Linked DNA regions of Homo sapiens: region 2 is linked to region 1. A link is a loop called in an ENCODE intact Hi-C map of the cell type or tissue named here. Cell type or tissue: B cell. All regions are shown on one strand.

The links. A loop is a pair of places that touch in the nucleus more often than their neighbours do. Peaks named below come from ENCODE experiments on the same cell type or tissue, not always from the same donor. Only the 100,000 strongest peaks of a DNase experiment are listed, where the experiment ranks them.
Region 2: a loop joins it to region 1, with 6 times the contacts of the local background. A loop is called at or near these places in 3 of 110 quality-filtered maps.

What each region holds. Positions count from the first base shown.
Region 1 is chr16:50,023,676-50,026,175 of GRCh38, forward strand. CNEP1R1 (CTD nuclear envelope phosphatase 1 regulatory subunit 1) reads left to right here and starts at 1,550. Exons shown (of 6, transcript NM_001281789.2): 1 at 1,550-1,665. The coding sequence starts at 1,641. RefSeq lists an enhancer at 1,239-1,740 and a silencer at 1,554-1,863. In B cell, a CTCF peak has its summit at 1,341; a DNase peak (open chromatin) is centred at 1,466; H3K4me3 peaks cover 1,451 bases; H3K27ac peaks cover 1,656 bases.
Region 2 is chr16:50,280,647-50,283,146 of GRCh38, forward strand. The region is part of intron 1 of ADCY7 (adenylate cyclase 7); the gene reads left to right. Among named protein-coding and RNA genes, the nearest start is that of MIR6771, 11 kb to the right of the region's middle. In B cell, no CTCF peak of the experiment used is centred here; DNase peaks (open chromatin) are centred at 619 and 1,505; H3K4me3 peaks cover 1,623 bases; H3K27ac peaks cover 2,500 bases.

The DNA of each region.
Region 1 (2,500 bases):
TGGGTCACATGTTCACTTTGGGGTAGAGACTTAACATTTAAATGCATTACAGTTAGACCCTTTACGTCAAAAGGCGAAGCAGAGAACATAAAGGCACTCATTGTGCAGCCTCTGTAGACTGGCTAGGGCCAATCTATGGTGGGTGGTCTCTTATCAGGAGAAAGTTACTGAAATCAGTCTCTTGTCTAATGAAAGCAGGAGTTATGGCTTGTGGAACAAAGGGATCAGTTAGTCAGTGACTGGTACTTGGTAAGCTGCAATTGTTTTAATATTGCTTGTTTAGCTGCTAGAGGAAAAAAACGAACATTGTGGCAGTTAGAACATCGTTTATTCTTTAAGTGTCTGGGTCTTGAGTGATTTAACCCTTGCCTGGCAGGGCCTTAGGTCTTGTTTATAAGTTGGTATGTTACTGCCACAAAAAAATCTAGCCCATCAGTCTTAGATTCTTTTTTTTTTCTTTTTCTTTTTTGACAGTCTCACGCTGTCACCCAGGCTGGAGTGCAGTGGCTCACTGCAACCTCCGTCTCCTGGGTTCAAGTGACTCTCGTGCCTCAGCCTCCCAAAGAGCTGGGATTACAGGCATGCACCACCACGTCTGGATAATTTTTTTGTATTTTCAGTAGAAACAGGGTTTTGTCATGTTGCCCAGGCTGGTCTCAACTCCTGACCTCAAGTGATCCACGCGCCTCAGCCTCCCAGAGTGTTGGGATTAACAGGCGTGAGCCACCGCGCCCGGCCAGGATCTCTATTTTAACACAACTATTCTTATTTGAAATCAATTACTTATTTGCATGTTTGTTGCCTGCTGTAGCCCTTCCTCTTTGCGGGCAGGAATCCTGTCTACCTGGCTCACACGCGTATCAATACAGTGTCTAGCATGTTAGGCAATAAAATGATTTTGAATGAAAGAATGCCACCAATAAATGAACAAGAAGGCCTTGTGATCAAATACAAATGTAGTCAATCCCTTACAGATCTCTTCTTAAGTTATAGGTATTTGGGCTTACACTTTGCCTCATTTAGGAATTATGAAAGCTGGGTGATGTGAGAGGAAAGTAACCAAGAGAGAAGTGTTTACTTAAGGGGTTGGTTATCTAGGATACCATAATTAAGGAAACTGGTTATTTAGGGTTCTAGTTAGTTCTGTACAGATTTCATTACTCCTTGAGATCCTTGAGGACAGAACCAGCTCTTTGATTTCTGTATCCCTCGCTAGCGACCAGAATAATGCCTGGAAGGTAGTGGGCGCTCAATCAACATTTGACGAATGAAAGAACCAAGCGGGGAACGGGGGATAAATGAATGAACGAACTGGCTCCGGAGGGCTGCAGTTCCTCCCCGGGGCAGCAGGCGACGCCAGCGTTACGCCCGCCTGGCCGCCGGCAGTTCTTGGTCCCTCCGGCTGACCGTCCAACGCTAGGCGCCGAGGCCGGTGCAAGAGACAGCCAATAGAAAGCTGTCTTAGTTGGAGGTCTAGTAGAGGAATCCAATGAGCGTAGCGGGTCTAGGCAAGGGGCGGTGCGACGGGGAGGGGCAGCGGGGAGCGGTTAGAGGTGGGAGTTGGCGCTGCGGGCCGGGCGGGGGCCGCGGAAGCTGCGATGCGGACAGGGCAGCGGCGGTGACCCGAGCTGCCGCCCGACATGAACTCGCTGGAGCAGGCGGAAGGTAGGGTGGGCCGCCCGGGCCCGTCCCCCGTCTCCCCTCGGAAGCTGGCGGTGCTCCGGAGGAGCCGGCGTCGTGAAGACCCCCGCCCCGGGAGGAGGCCGCAGAGGATGGAGCTAGGGGCCCGGAGCTTGGGGGCGCGTAGGCGGCCGTACCTGGCCAGACGCGGGGGGCGGTGCCTCAGCTCCCTGAGTCCCCACAAACCTAGAGGGTCGACCTCCTCGCCAGCTTCTATTTTTATTTTCTTTTCACTGGCAGACACTTGCACTTCGTGCATTGCAGCCTGCTAATTCATTTCATTTCATTCTCACAGCCCCGCGAGTTGTATCCCTGATTCCTGCGGTGGTTTCCGGTAACTGCCAAGGTTAGGAAGTGCTGCTCGGTGTTTTAAAGTTTAAAGCACACCACTGCGGAAAGGATACCCCACCACTCACTCGGAGCAGCTTAGACGCCCCTGTCTTCTAGAACTAGGCGCTGCCTGGGTGCCACGAAGATCACCTGTACCCCTTCGGAGGGGGCAAGGGGAATGTCTTTCCACACCCACTCGCTATCAGTGTCAAGAAGTCTAGTAAGGCCAGACGGCGTAGCCATTAATTAAATATAAGAGCTGGAAACCGGAGGCGGGTAATTGCAGTCAGGTAGACCTCGAAGACTTTGATGTTAGGCACTACGTGGTTCTAATAGGAAGTTCTTGGTTCCCAGAGAGCTAAAACTCGACCTGATTTTAATTTTATTTGCAACCCTGAAAATGTTCGCTTTTGGCGCTGGCCGAGGCTGCTGCTTATTTCTCCCAATACCATTTATGAAGCTTCTAAAAGTAAATCAGCAAGTTTTCTTA
Region 2 (2,500 bases), 260 kb after region 1:
CATCCCTAGAAGTAGCTCTCTGGGGCCAGGTGAGAACATCAGCCTTTTCCCTCAGTTTTTCTCCAGTTGCCTATCCTTTTCATTAACTGATTCAGCCTCCACCCCCAGCCCAGTCCCAACTAGGCCAGAGCTGGCCTCAGAGGTCTGACACAGCCCCTCCTTTGCAAGAGGGGAAACTAAGGCACAGGTCAGGCAAGAGACTTGTTTAGGGTCACAGAGCAGGTTGGTGGCTAAGCTGGGACTGGAATGCAGGTTTCTGGTCCCCAAGACTGATCAGCAGCCTGTGCCCTGGGAGTGGGAACAAAGTCAGCCTGGGGGTGCTTGGGGGCTATGGAGGGGGAGCAGGGTTGGCTGGGGGCTCATGCCGTTGGGGAATTTCAGTCTTTGCCCCTGCTCGGCAACTTTGCAGGCTGTTAGGAGATGCGGTGGGGGGCCTGCCCACTCTGCACCTGCCTCTCCCTGGACCCCATGGTTGGGCTCTGACCCTGCAGGGCTTCCTCTGACACTAAGCGTGCCTTCTTGGCCATTTGCCAATTTGTCTTGCAAGCTTGGCCTGTTGGACATCATGACCTGTGCAGACAACCTGGTTATCAGCACCCCCAGTTTACTGATGAGGAAACTGAGGCCAGAGTGTGCAGGCGACTGCTATTCACAGGCCATTGGTAGCAGAGCTGGGATTGGGTGCAGGCATCCTCCCAGAGGCCAAGCGTAGCTGGGAGAGGTGTGCTGTGGCAGGTAAGGCAGGTGCGGCAGGTGCAGCAGGTGCTTCCCGATCTTGAGGGAGGCCCTTTCTTCATCTGCCCTCATCCTTTGGCTGTGGCGCCCTCCTCCCTCACCCATGCCACTCTGCGTGCTTCCCCACCCTGGGCCTGGTGCAGGATTCTGGCTGGCTACCCTGCTCGGCCATTCACGTCACAGGTGTTTGCCAGGACCAGCTGCGGGACACACACACACAGATCCCACCACGACAGTTTGGCAAGTCAGGGGCCGGGATATTGGACCCACACTGGGAAGGCCTCTTGGTACGGGAGGTGCCTGGGAGAGCAGGGCATGGGGGCCACAGGGCTCTGGGGACAGAGAGGGCTGGGCTTGGGGGGATGGGACCTTGAATACCAGCAACATTGAATCCCTGGGTCCCACGAGGTTTACTGGGGGCCTCTTAGGTCAGGCTTGCACTGGGCAGAGCAGCTGCTGGCTTCATGGAGCTCAGGGTCTCTTGAGAGAGTTCGCGTTAATATGAGATTCCCTTGGCAAATGAAAAATCTGCCTGAGACCCAGCCTACCAGGGGAGCCGAGAGCCGGCAGGACCGGGGGCGCGAGACGGAGCATGCAGGTTTTTTGTCTGGAGCTGCGTGGCGTCCCAGGCAGGGTGTGGGCCCAGGGGCCTGAGCGGGGCCTCTTCCCTGGAGGCTTCCATGCCCCCCTCACTCCAAGGTCCCCACTTCCCCTTTTTGAGGCCAACAGGGCCCCAAAGCAGCCCTGAGCCTGCTGAGGCTCGGCCGGAGGAAGCCAGGCTGTGGTTTCTGCCAACAGTGGCCGGGTGAGGAAGTGGGTGTCCTGTCTGCATCTGTGAAAGCTGGGGGTTTCTAGAACATACTCCCTGCAAGGGCTGTGGTTGTGCTGGGGACGCTGCCAGATCAGCTGGACTGGGGAAGGATTTTCCGAGCACCCAGGGACCTGGCCCTGCAGTTGCAGTATGGAGTCCCAGCCTCTTGCTTCCAGCAGGTCTTCTGGCTGGAGAACCTGGACCCAGCCAGCCAGTATTTGATAAGGAGACCACAGTCCTGCCTTAGTTGCAGGGAAGGGATAAGGGAGTGTGTGTGGGGTTGCTCAGCAGGCTTCCTGGAGGAGGAGGCCCTCCTGGAGTTCGCTGGCCTGAACTTGCTCCTGCAAGGCAGAGGGAAGTAATTCGATGGGGTCCCCTGAGCTCCCCACCTCTTGGTCATAGCTCTGTCCTGGGCCTTGTTTGTAGGGAAGAGGTTGGTGTTTTGGGATATTATGGGATTTCTGGATGCCAGCCCCATGAGGGTGATAGGGACCCCGGATATCCTGTGTTTAAATCCCAGCTTTTTTTTTTTTTCCAGACAGGATTCTCTATCACCCAGGCAGGAGTGCAGTGGCATGATCATAGTTCAGTGAATGTAGCCTTGACCTCCTGGGTTCAAGCAATTCTCCTGCCTCAGCCTCTCAAGTAGCTTGGACTACAAGTGTATGCCACCAAGCCTGGCTAATTAAAAAAAAAATAAACAACTTTTTATAGCGATGGGGTCTCATTATATTGCCCAGGCTGGTCTTAAACTCCTGAACTCCTGGCTGGGGCTGGGCTGTGGAGCCTGGAAAGTGTGATGGAGGGATGAGCGGGGCTGTCCCCTCCAAGACCCAGCTCCTTTCTGGAGGACTGGCTGTGTCTGCAGGGGCACACTCTTACCTCTGTGCTGACTGAGACCCTTCCAGTTGACTCTGAACCCACTGAGGGGCCACGGGTGCTTGTTAGACGCAA